Linked DNA regions of Homo sapiens: region 2 is linked to region 1. The links are chromatin contacts, found by Hi-C in ENCODE. All regions are on one chromosome and are shown on one strand. Each heading gives the region's core, a stretch centred on a gene start or an enhancer-like site at or near the end of the contact. The rest is flanking DNA. Distances are from core to core; before and after follow the strand shown.

What was found. A loop is a pair of places that touch in the nucleus more often than their neighbours do. Pooled maps may share reads with other maps.
Region 2: a map of CD8-positive, alpha-beta T cell shows a loop between it and region 1 (12-fold over the local background). The contact joins the promoter of LRPPRC here to the promoter of ATL2 in region 1. A Hi-C loop is called at or near these places in 2 of 168 maps with a recorded cell type or tissue (CD8-positive, alpha-beta T cell and naive thymus-derived CD4-positive, alpha-beta T cell) and 6 of 50 pooled maps.

The regions. Positions count from the first base shown.
Region 1 is chr2:38,373,990-38,380,632 of GRCh38, reverse strand. ATL2 (atlastin GTPase 2) reads left to right here and starts at 3,360. Exons shown (of 13, transcript NM_001135673.4): 1 at 3,360-3,490. The coding sequence starts at 3,373. RefSeq lists silencers at 2,941-2,990, 3,061-3,220, 3,441-3,940 and enhancers at 3,191-3,440, 3,267-3,766, 3,767-4,268.
Region 2 is chr2:43,993,437-44,000,079 of GRCh38, reverse strand. It overlaps LRPPRC (leucine rich pentatricopeptide repeat containing), which reads left to right and starts at 4,091. Exons shown (of 38, transcript NM_133259.4): 1 at 4,091-4,281. The coding sequence starts at 4,133. RefSeq lists enhancers at 3,814-4,093, 3,889-4,540 and a silencer at 4,194-4,513.

The sequences.
Region 1 (6,643 bases), core at 2,111-4,610:
CAACCATTCTTGCACAAGAAAAGGAGCAACAGTTTGCAAGCATGGTGTAGCTTAAACAAAACTTTCAGGAAACGCATCACTGAAAAGATAACAAGGTCTGCAGAGATGCAGTTTGCCCACAACAAAGACAGCCTTTTTCATTCTCGGAGAGTGTAGTTTATCTCATTTCAGCCTCAGCAATATCCAACACCTTTTCTATTGACAACACTGCTTTATATTTGTCTTTGGCTTCTCTCTACTCTAACCTTGCCCCGTCCATCTGATATCACCCCAGGCAAGTGAGTGGTTTCCACTAATGGATATCTAAATCTCTACCTCTCACAGGGAGGAACTTTCCTTTTATCTTTTTTCTTTTTTTGCCACCCAGGCTGGAGTGCAGTGGTGTGATCTTGGCTCACTGCAGCCTCGACCTCATGGGCTCAAGCAATCCTCCCACTTTGGCCTCCTCCATAGCTGGGACTACAGGTGCGTGCCTGGCTAATTTTCGTATTTTTTGTAGAGACAGGCTCTCATTATGTTGCCCAGGTTGGTGTCAAACTCCTTAGCTCAAGGGATCCACCCACCTTGGCCTCCCAAAGTGCTGGGACTATAGGCATGAGCCACCGCGCCTGGCCCATTCCTTCTATCTTACACCATCTCCATGAAGGTTAAAATGATTGTAGGGCAAGTTCTTGTCAGTTCTCATATTCTCAGTACCCCGTGCTTTCCCATAGAAGAGTTATAAGACGGAATGTCTCCCTGAGAGGTGGCAAGGAAAAATTTTCCTTAGGAATCACTGACTTTTTTCCGGACAGCAAAAAATTAATTAATTAATTCTTTTTTTTTTTGAGCTGGTGGTGTTAAGCAGCAGTCTTTTTTGAATGGTATTGCTCCTTGCGGAGTAGGGCTAACTCACAGGCAGTGTACCCAGGGTCAGCCTATTTTTTTTTTTTTTTGAGATGGAGTCTCACGCTGTCATCCAGGCTGGAGTGCAATGGCACGATCTCAGCTCACGGCAACCTCCACCTCCCAGGTTCAAGTGATTCTCCCACCTCAGCCTCCCGAGTAGCTGGGATTACAGGCACCCGCCATCATGCCAAGTTAATTTTGGTATTTTTGTGGAGATGGGGTTTCACCATGTTGGCCAGGCTAGTCTTGAACTGCTGACCTCAGGTGATCGCCCCACCTCGGCCTCCCAAAGTGCTGGGATTACAGGCATGAGCCACCACACCCAGCCTTTTTTTTTTTTTTTTAAATAAGCGTTTGACCTCTCTTGATTCAGGCATAGTAACCACAGATGGGGGAGAGAGTGGGTTTGGGAGCCAAGATAGGCAGAACACCAAAAAGAGAAGAACATAGGCAAGGAAAAAAAAAAGAAAAGAAAAGAGAAAAGCAAAGCAAAACACGAAACACATGGGGTAGCAGCCTAGATTAGTAGATAGAATTGAAGTCCTTAAAATCGAAGGCACAGTGAGGGAAACCATAAGGTCTTTTATTACATGTAAGATATTCAATATCTTCCAAAGGACTGCCTATACTAAGCATAGAGGGTGATTTGGCTTAGGTGAACACTGCACTTTGGTAAGGATTCAGGTAGCTTTTTGTTGTCACTGACTGTATCAACCTTAATTTAGCAAATGGCCTATGCTGTGCTGTTTGTAAATGGTTTCTTTTTTCTATGTGCCTAAGCAAATGTTTTTTAGTGAGTAAATGACAGTAAATAAATCTTTGTAGAACAATCCTCGTGAAGATTTTTTTGCCCTTCTTCTCCTCCTCCTCCTCCTTCTTCTGCTTCTGCTTCTTCTTTTTCTTCCTTTTCAATACTACGTTTTTCAGGCCAATGATAAAACAGAAAATGTCTTGACAAAGTGAGCTCTCCAAATCATATATCACAAGGACGTAAGAGGAATATCACTTAACAAGTTGATAAAGATCCTGCCATCAATATGAACGAGGGGGAAGGGTAACTGTACTTTAGATTGTGGAGGTGGTTCAAGTCCCAGAACTAGAATCTTAGTAACTCAAAGAATATTGCCAAGAACACGTATATAGTTATTCTCCTAGATTTATGTGACAATGATGACAAACTCCATATTCTGTTGAAATATATTTGGATGGGCCGGGCGCAGTGGCTCACGCCTGTAATCCCAGCACTTTGGGAGGCTGAGGCGGGTGGATCACGAGGTCAGTAGCTCAAGACCAGCCTGGCCAAGATGGTGAAATCCCGTGTCTATAAAAATACAAAAATTAGCAGGGTGTGGTGGCGGGGGACTGTAATCCCAGCTACTCCGGAGGCTGAGGCAGAGAATTGCTTGAACCCGGGAGGCGTGAGCCACCATGCCCTACCTAGAATGGTATTTTGAAAGCTTTAATAACACCAGTGCTTTTCTAGAGATTGTGCATGCTGTGAATTTTAGACTTATGAAAAGACCTGGACAAAACAGCTGTTTGTACACCCGGACATCTGTTTTTACTGGAGAAGAGGAATTTCTAATGCAGCTGGCAGTATGGTAAAAATCCAAAGGGATCATGTTTCACAGACGCCTCCACGGGCTGACTTGTAATTTAAAAAGTGACCTGAACTTTCTACTGGATGTCACTGGATCCCCAGAAGAAGGTTCATCACAATTAGGTAAGAACCTGCCACGATTCATTTTCCGATTAGAGTGCTTTCTGGCATGCCTCTGCAAGGTGCTAGGAGCACAGGGCCAGGGTATACACAGTTGAGAAGATGGGGGAAGGTCTCATAAGTAGATGGGGAGCGAATGCAAACAAACCTTAGGATGGTGGGGGGGAGGGGAAGCAACAGTAGGGACTTGGGTGAGGAAAGAAAAGATCAAGAGGAAAAGCAGGGCACTGGCAACAACTTGGGGGGTGGATGGGGAGAGAGGAGGGGAATGGCTGTGATGAGGAGGGGGCGATGAAAAGGAGAGAAGGGGTGCGAAAGCCACCTCACGTGCAGGACGCACGAATCAACGATTAGAGATGTAAAGCGAATTGGGAGGGAGGGACTTAGTTCTCTGGAGCTCCCTTCTGCGTTTGCAGAGCCTGGCCCAGCGCTAAGGGGGTGTGGTGCTGAGCTCAGGGAGGTGGGGGTGTGAGACGGCGGCGGCAGGGACACCCCCGCCCCAGTCCAACCAGAAACTTGGAGCCGGGGAGACGGATCTGCAGGCGGGCAGGGCGAGGGCGGAGCGAGCGAGCGATGGGCGGGGCGGGGGCGGAGGGAGGGCGAGGAGATACAGGCGGAGGGCGAGGAGATACAGGCGGAGGGCGAGGAGATACAGGCGGAGAGCGGCGCTAGGACCCGCCGGCCACCCCGCCGGCTCCCGGGAGGTTGATAAAGCGGCGGCGGCGTTTGACGTCAGTGGGGAGTTAATTTTAAATCGGTACAAGATGGCGGAGGGGGACGAGGCAGCGCGAGGGCAGCAACCGCACCAGGGGCTGTGGCGCCGGCGACGGACCAGCGACCCAAGCGCCGCGGTTAACCACGTCTCGTCCACGACCTCCCTAGGTACGGGCCAGCGAGGCAGAGGCCGCGGGGCCCTGATGGGGAGAGACGCTCGCTGCTCGGGCTCGCGGGCACCGGCCGCAGGCGGCGGGGTCGGAGTCCGCGGCTGGTTCAGGTCTCCTCCCGCCGCCGCGCCTGCCCGCCGGGCCTAGCCTCAGCCGCGCCCCGCGCTCCCGCAGCGCGCGGCCTGAAAGGGCGGCTCGTGGGCCGCGGCTCCAGTAGCTGCTGGGAGAACCAGTGGCGCGCGCGTCTGCGACCGGCCCGGCCCCCTGCCCGCCAGCCCGCCGCGTGGCTGCCGCCGTGTCCGCCCCGACCTTAGGGGGCGGCCTTGAGCCGTGGCCGCCTGCCCGGGGCGCGGGGAGGTCGGCTGCGGCTCCGCTCCGTCCGGCGAGCTCCGGACGCGGCGGGGCGACCCGTTAGCTGGTGGGCGTTCGCTGTCCCTTACGCGGACAGGGAGGAAGGGGTGGCCAGGGCATGATGGGCCCCGCGGAGGAGGAGGTCGCGCGGGGAGCAGACACCTTGCTGCCGGGTCCGAAAGCTCCTTAGACACCCTTCCTGGAGGGAACCGCAGTCCGCAGGCCAGGGCTCTGTCCCCGGGCTCGCGTTTCGGGGCTCCTCGGCTCCCGAACCCATTCGCGCGGGTTGTGCGTGGCTAGGGTGCAAGTCTAGATTTTCGTGTCAAACTGGGGTTATGAGCCGTTTACGAGTCACTTGGACGATAGTAAGGCCTGATCACTCTGAAAGTGTCTGTAGTGTGAAGTCACCTGATCCTTGGCTCCCTGGTTTTGCTGAATGTGAGCTCCTACTGTACGTGTACCAGGAGCGCCCCTGCCCCCTCGAAGACGCAGTTGCGTTGGCAGCGCAGTGTATCCCTCTCACTCATAACACCCCTATTTATAGGAGTTTAGCGTTTGATCTCTCACTGTGGTGCGAATTGATCGCATGAAATCCTGATTGAAAATTTTGATGGTACTTAAGAAAGGCATAAAGTTTTTTCAAAGGCTTATAAATAGTAAAAGCCTACGATTTGGTAAGTACGGCCAAGATAAGAGTTTATTATTAAATACAGATACGAGCTCGTGTCTTAAGATTTCTTTTTTTACGGTGTGTAAAGGTTTTGCTGGATAAAATGTAAAGCATTTTGGTATGATGTTAACCACAAGGACTCACTTTAATAGGAAAGTTTATTTGAAATATACTTCATCATTCCTGGTAGTTCTTGGCGCATGTCAGAGGTGATGACAGACTGGAGTTTTGCTAAGGGAAGAAGAAAAGGAAATAAAGCTTATTTTATTATTGTCTGCCAACCAAAACGCTTGACTGTTTGTACAGTGGTAGCACTCTGTAGAATAAAAAACTACCAAAGAAGCAGCTTCGCCTTAGATGTGTGCTGGTTGGATTTCTTAAGTAATTAATTGTTTTGGAATGCGGATGGATTAATTTCGCTCTTTTGGTTGGACCCTAGGGGAAGAAGTGTGTGTTCTTTTCTTTCTTTCTCTTTCTTTCTTTCCTTTTTTTGAGGTAAGAGTTTTAGATGCAGTTTCAAAATATTCTATGTATTTACCTTATTAGAAGAAACATAAATTTATACTTCAGTTATGGTTGTGAACGTTGTTGTGCTGTGGTATCTTGAGAAGAGATGATACTCTTCAGATTGTTGTTGAAATAGGGCCCACCATTTATTATTTAATAAATGCTTTTGTCTGCTACTCATAGGTTTTTGTCCTTTGTTTTTTAGGACGGATCAGCAAGACCTTCACTTGATAGCCATTCCTAGCAAATGATTGCCTAAAACAGTCCCTGTACCTGCTAATTTGCTCCGAGTCACTCATTAATGAGTTAAAAACTAAATGAGCTTGGTAGGATTTGTGTTTAAAGTGAGAAGAAACAGACTGAATGAAAAGGACTCATCTATTTTTGACTGTGTAGAAACTCTTTGTCTCCCTCTGCTTCCTGGAGAAATAGCTTCAAAAACCAAGTTGGGGTCAAGTGTCACTTGAGTAGTTTAGTGTTAGGGAGAGGCTTTGTGTTTATTCTTTTAGGAATGTAGGATCTTTAGAAAGCAAATAAGTACTCATTTTATTGGCTTTTTAAGTTGATAGGATTCTGTAGATATGATTAAATCTATTTAGTAAAGTGTTTTGAAATTCTTCGAAATTATTTAGGGAGAAGTAGCTGCCTTACAGTAAAGATATTATAGGGAAAAGAAACCCTGAGTGAAAATAAGATTATGGCCTTAAGTCGAGTGCACATAGGTGTATTTCAGGATTCGTTTTTCTGTGACTGTATTGTAACTTTAAAGTTTTGGAATATTCACAAGTATAAGTAACTTTCTTGAAATTGTTAGACCTTTTCCAAAATTAGGCTTTTTCCACAGTTGGTATTAGGCAGCTAGCTGCTAAGAGTACGGGGAGACTGATTAACTAGTTTGATAATGCTGGATGGAGTTCAACATATATTTTTTAAATTTTGGGACTTCATAGCAAGATGTATTAAAAAATTGTTGATGGTCATTTGGAAGACCTGTTTGACACACACAATTGTCAGCAAAGCTGTTTGTCAGGCCCTTAAAAAGTTAAGAGCCAGAAATGTAAGGCATAGGAGTAGAAGTTAAACTTTTTGGTAATGGTGGTTTAGAGCTTTACAGCGCAAAGATTTTCTCCAGATAGGTGCAGGGAAGCAGCTTTCTTCTTTTCTTTCTTGTTTTTAACGTGTAATGGTATTCTGATTTTGTAGACATTTTGGGTTTTCAAAGTCCAGGTGTATTATTTACTTTCTAGAAAATTTGAGAGTTATTTACTTTAAGGAATGTAGATGTGAACATAGAATAACTGAACTTGATTCCACAGTGAATTCATTACTTTAGTAGTTTTCTTCCTATCCGTTAGTCCTCCACACAGCACATGATACACAACACTCGAGGGCTTTCTCTATGGCTTTAAAAATGGATAGCAGGCTGAGTGCGGTGGCTCACGCCTGTAATCCCAGCACTTTTCGGAGGCCGAGGCAGGTGGATCACCTGAGGTCAGGAGTTCGAGACCAGCCTGACCAACATGGAGAAACCCCCTCTCTACTAAAAATGCAAAATTAGCTGGGTGTGGTGGCGCATGGCTGTAATCCCAGCTATTTAGGAGGCTGAGGCAGGAGAATCGCTTG
Region 2 (6,643 bases), core at 2,842-5,341, 5.6 Mb before region 1:
CAAGACTTCGCCTCATTAAAAAAAAAAAAAAAAAGAAAAAAGACAATTCCAGACATCATGTTAATTTACTTCTACATATTCCAGTGCCAACATGCATCTCTAAACATATTTTTTCTTACGTAACCACAAAGCCATTATCATGCCTTAGAAAATTAGCAATAATTGGCTGGGCGCGGTGGCTCATGCCTGTAATCCCAGCAATTTGGGAGGCCAAGGCGGGCAGATCACCTGAGGTCGGGAGTTCGAGACCAGACTGGCCAACATGGTGAAACCCTGTCTCTGCTAAAAATACAAAAATTAGCCAGGCATAGTGGTGCGTGTTTGTAGTTCCGGCTACTTGGGAGGCTGAGGCAGGAGAATTGCTTGAACCTAGGAGGCGTAAGTTGCAGTGAGCTGAGATCACGCCACTGCACTCCAGCCTGGTCGACAGAGTAAGACTCATTCTCAACAAACAAACAAACAACAAATTCTATGGTCAATGTTGCATGCTCATTGTATTGGAACTAACAGTAGCATTGTATGTGATTGATAATTCCTTCCTGGAAGGACTTCTTTCATTCAGGTATTTGTGACCTCACTGGGCTCAGTTCTCCTGCCTCTCTGGCTCTTCTTTCTCAGTTTCCTTTGCTAGATTTTCATCTATACATCCTCTAAAGATTGAAATGACACAAGCCTCAGTCCTTGGACTCCCTCTCTTGTCTATCTGCATTTTCTTCCTAGATGCTTTCATCTATTTCTGTGGCTTCAAATATTAGGTACAAGCTGCAGATTCCCAAATGTATCTTTAGCTCTGACTTTTCCCCTGAACTGACTTGTATGTCATATAGCCAACCCCTATTCAAATTTGACGCTTGGATGTCTAGCAGGCACAAGCTTAATATTCTAGAAGATCATTTTTGATTTCACTTTTTAAATCTGCTTCTCTTTGTTTTCTCCTTTTAAATCAGAGTCATCTCCATCTTTCTAGTTGTTTAGGCCAAAACCTTTGGAGCCGTTCTTGACTTACAATCCACAGCCAATCCATCAGTAAATCCCCTTGGTTCTACTATTTAAATAGAGTAAGAACCTGACCCTTTCTCATCATTTCACCTGCTGCCCTCTAATCCAAGCCACTAGCATCTCTATTCTGGATTAGCCTTCTCTTTGGTCTATTTTTATTTATCCCCATTCCCCTAAAATCTCCTTTCCAAACAGCAGATAGAGTGACCCTTTCAAAATGCAAATGGGTGGCTGGGTGCCGTGGCTCACGCCTATAATCCCGGCACTTAGGGAGGCTGAGGTGGGTAAATCACTTGAGGCCAGGAGTTAGAGACCAGCTTAGCCAAAATGGTGAAACCCCATCTCTACTAAAAATACAAAATTAACTGGGTGTGGTGGTTCATGCGTGTAATCTTAGCTACTTGGGAGGCTAAGGCATGAGAATCGCGTGGACCCGGGGAGGCAGAGGTTGCTGTGAGCCTAGATTGTGCCACTGCACTTAAAAAAAAAAAAAAAAAGCAAAAGGGTGTGGTGGCATGCACCTGTAGTCCCACTTCCTTGGGAGGCCAGGGTAGGAGGATTGCTTGAGCCCAGGAGTTCAAGGCTGTAGTGTGTCATAATTGCACCTGTGAATAGACACTGCACTCTAGCCTGGGCAACACAGCAAGACTCCATCTCTTTAAAAGCAACACACCAAACTATCCAATGGTTTCTCATCTCATTCTAAGTAAAAGTCTTCAGTCTAAATAAAAGTCAGTCTTCACGGCCACCTACAACACCCTGTTTGATATGGCCTCCAACTACCTCTCTGACCTCCAGGCCCCTCTCCACCCCCTGCTCCTTCCTCTACTCCTACCCCCTGCTCTCTACCCCCTGCTCTTTTCTCTCATCCACACAGTCCTCCTCCTTAAAGTTCTCTGAATAGGCTACACCTATTATTGCCTCTGGGTTTTGGTGTTTGCTGTTCTCTAAGCCTTAACCACTCTTTTTTTTTTTCTCCTTCCAGAAAATTCTCCTGGCTTCCTCCTTTCCTTCCTTCAGGTTTCTGTTCAACGTTTTTCCTATTTAAAATATCAACTCTCCGGGCGTCGTGGCTCATGTCTGTAATCCCAGCACTTTGGGAGACGAGGCAGGCAGATTGCTTGAGGCCATGAGTTTGAGACCAGCCTGGGCAACACGGCAAAAACCCGTATCTACTAAAAATACAAAAATTAGCCAGGGCTTGGGCCTGTAATCCCGGCTACTCAGGAGGCTGAGGTGGGAGGATCGCTTGAGCCCAGACGTCGAGGCTGCAGTGAGCCAAGATCGTGCCATTGCTCTCCAGCCTGGGTGACAGAGCAAGACCCTGTCTTGAGAAAAAAAAAAAAAAAGCAACTCCCCCCATGACACCCTCAATCCCTTTACCCTGGCGTATTTTGCATCACAGTTCTTTTTGTCTTCCCAAATTAAACTTTAAAGAGCTTAATTAGAATCTAGGGTTGGTTTGTTTTGTTCTCTGCTGTATTCCTAGGATTTCAAATAGTGTATGGCACTGGATATGTATTCAATAAATACGTGTTGAATAGGTGAATAACTTGTATTCCCAGTGCTCAGTAATATAACCCAGAGTCAATCAATTCACCTTGTTTCTTTTGGGGGCTTGGAGCGGGTGTCTTCGTTCCCTCATCTCTCAAAGGAGAGGTGAGCTAGGTCATCTCAAAATAGACATTAATTTAACACATATTTAATGAGACCTACTGTGTGTCTGGCACTGGGTAGGTGTATGGCCTACAATAAGAGATCACAGTCCCTACTGATAAGGAGTTCGTGGGATTAACTGATAAGGAGTCCAGTGGGATAAACAGTCACTTCGGAAATGACCGTGGGAGGGCTTCCAGAGGAAATACCCGCCGCGTTTGCCTCGTGATAGGTAGGGGACAGGCAGGTGTAGAGGGAGTGGAAGGCTGTTCTCAGCTTCCCACGTGTGCACAGGGAACCGATCCAGTCTGTAAGCCCTGTGAAGGCAGCGACGTGGTTTTTTTGTTTTGTTTTAGACAGAGTCTCGCTGTGTCACCCAGGCTGGAGTGCAATGGCGCCATCTTGGCTCACTGCAACCTCCACCTCTCGGGTTCAAGCAATTCTCCTGCCTCAGCCTCCCGAGTAGCTGAGATTACAGGCGCCCGCCACCACGCCCGGCTAATTTTTTGTATTTTTAGTACAGATGGGGTTTCACCATGTTGGCCAGGCTGGTCTCCAACTCCTGACCTCAGGTGATCCACCCGCCTCGGCCTTCCAAAGTGATGGGATTACAGGCGTGAGCCACTTCGCCAGCGATGGGTTTAACTTGCCAGTTTTCTCCCCATATTTGGCTGGAGACTCTTAATTACATTGTTCTTTTACTTCTCACATGTATATGTGCATTTACTGAAGGGAGAGGCGCGGTAGGGGTGGAGGGTTGGGGAAGAGAGTCAGTTCAATTCCAGCTTTAAAACTATAGGATTTTTGGTAGAATTCATTTATTTTCTAAAGCGAGGCCCCGCGTACGCGCTTAGGGTGGGGACCTGCGCGTTCCTTTACACTGTTCCCAGGCCCTGATAATCCACATCCTATCATGTTGAACCTGGGAGGCAAACGGCAAGGTGCAAAAGACCTCCACGGTTTCTCCGGCCCGCGTTTCTGAGAGTGAAGGGCCGTTCCTATTGGACATGGCGTCAGGGCTGAACGTTAGCAGCAACATCTGCACTCGGGGGCGGGGGAAACCTTCCCACGTCCTGGGATCTTCATAGTCGGCTCTCCTCGAGAGTTCTCGGTATTTTTACTAGTTGGCCTCCCACAAGCCTCTGCGCCAACCTGGGAGGAGTTGACCTCTTGCGGCTCTACCAACAGAGGAGTGCAGGGGTGCAGCGAATGAACACGATGCCCAGATCGGAGACGGAAGACGGAAAAGAAAAGCTTCGATAATGAATCAAGCAACATCGTTTATGTAAATATTACATTGGGTCTTCTGTCCTCGGAGAAGTGCGGTTTTCCATCTTCCAACCTAAAACAATCCGTCGCTCCCCCCACATTTGGCACGCCCGGCAGTTGGTCTCTGCCGCGCCAGGCTACCCTGCGGTCACATGCTCCTCCTGTCCTTCTGGCGGAGCGTGCTTCCCGCTGCGGGGACGTTCGAGCAATGGCAGCCCTGCTGAGATCCGCGCGTTGGTTGCTGCGTGCCGGGGCGGCCCCGCGCCTCCCGCTCTCCCTGCGCCTCCTCCCTGGCGGCCCGGGCCGGCTGCATGCCGCCTCCTATCTGCCCGCCGCTCGCGCCGGGCCCGTGGCCGGGTGAGTGCCCAGGCCCTTTCTCCAGGCAAGCTGCGGCGCCAGGGTCCCCCGGGGTCGTGGGTGCCGGCAGGGACCGGGTCCTGCCTGTGCTCGCCACCCTTCTCCCCGCCCCAGGACCTAGCCTCCCCGGGCTCCGCACCACGCTCCCTACCAGGGGTTTTCGGGTGACAGGGTTAAGCGCCTTCAGAAGGTCACGGCTGTGGGCATGGCCTGCCTCCGGCTTGAATCCTGCCCCCGCCACTTCAGCCTGGACCTTACTGCCCTCGGGGTACCCATGGTCAACGAAGATGAGGGGGGCTTTGAAGACTGCTTTGGGAAGTCGGGTGGTGGTCTTTTCCTTACACTTGGCCAGCTTGGGTGGTGTCCCACGTGCGGTCACCGTTGGTGATCAGTAACCACCTAGCATTTAGATATTGGAAATTTAGCTTTTTGCGAGGGATGGGGCGGCGAGGAGTGGGTTGGGAGTTTGGGTGAGCCACGGATGACTTAAAGCTGGACGCTGGATTATGATCACTTTGGGCTTTTGCCTGCGTTCTCTTGAATGGAGTTTTCCTTCAGCATTTAAGAAGGTGTTGCGCGAGTTGGGCTGGAGTGCAGTGGCGCGATCTCAGCTCACTGCAACTTCCGCTTCCCGGGTTCAAGCGATTCTCCTGCCTCAGCCTCCCGAGTAGCTGGGATTACAGGTGTGCGCCACCATGCCAGGCTAACTTTTGTACTTTTAGTAGAGACTGGGTTTCACCATGTTGGCCACGCTAGTCTCGAACTCCTGACTTCAAGCGATCCTCCTGCCTCGGCCTCCCAAAGTGCTGGGATTACAGGTGTGAGCCACCGCTCCCGTCCTGTAAGTGTCTTTGAATGAATGAGCACATGCAAGGCACTCTGTTGGAATCTGGGGATGCAAAGGCAAGTTAAACTCTAAGTGGGTGTCAGATAGGCGAATAAATGCTCTCATGGTTTGAGGTTTATCAGAGATAGGTTTGGTATAGACTTTTGTAGTGGAGGGGAAAAGAAAAGTTGGTGAAAGTGTTCATTTGGTTATTAATAGTATTCTGACCACCAGAGAAGGGGAGATAGGTGCTGAGCTTTTAGCATTGGAGAAAAAATGATTTTGAAAGACTGATGCTTGTAAATTAAGGTACTTTGAGAGCTCGCGTAAGGACTGAGAGCCAGGGATCTGCAGTAGGCTGGGCCCAGACTGCAGCCTACTCCAGATTTATCTGCATTTTATCCTCAAATTATCTGCATTATGCCATTAGAGAAGTTACTTAACATCTCCAGGCCTCAGCTTCCTTAGCTATAAGGTGGGAGTAGTAGTAGTGTTAGGAATATTGCAGAATTATCTGTATTAAGCACTTAGTATAGGGCCTGATGCCTAGTAAGTGCTTTGTTGGTTACTACAGGAGTCATAATATCTACGGTTATGCGGACCTTCATGGACCAGCCTGAACACCTAATCTCGCCATAAAATTACGTGGAGGAAATAATTTATGATTTCTTAACAACTTAGTTATAATCTTTGGAATGGAGCGTACTTGTAATTTGGAGTCTGCCTATATTTTCTTATTGGGCTTGAACAGTTAACTTTCCGAAATCATGCCTCTGAGCACAGAACTATATACATCTCTTGGCTTTCAGAGTTTCTTTTGAGAAAGTTGTGCCCATTACTCTTATTTTTCTAATCCTCAGCATTTCTGTGAGGCCAGGGGAAGGTCCACATTTTCTTTTATCTTCACTGTTGCATTTGAGGAGAACTGAATAAAGAGAGAACATAGTTTAGTAGAAAGGGTGGTCTCGGTGTTCATCAGACCTGGGTTCTGTTTACTTACTGCGTAATCTCAGCCATCTTACTAACCTGTCTGTTCCTCAGTTTCATTATCTGTAAAGGCCTTTCCCCCTTATCTTTGTAAAGTTGCTTTCTTATCATTCAGATCTCAAATGTCTCTTCAGGGAAGCCTTACCTCAACACTCAATCCAAAACATGCCGGTCCCACTGTAGATTTATTCGTGGCACACCTCACTTGTCTGATATCATTACTTATTTCTCTGGTTTTTTTTTTTTTCTTTAGTAGAAGGTAAGCTATATGAGAGCAGGACTTTGTCTTGTTCACCACTGTGTGTTCAGGTGACAGCAGGCAATAAAGAAGTGATTGTTCCCTCTTTTTCCTGGACTCTGAGCACTGTATATAGTCTCCTACCCGACATCCTGTAAGCATGCCCAGATCTTGCCCACGTGAAACACAGAACCTTTCCTGGAACTCTGTTTACTCTAGAAGTTTCTCAGTCTCTTCCCTGTCCATACTTCTCTGTCCCTTTAATTTCATCACTTTTCATTCACTTTCCTATCCACTGCAGTCACACCGCT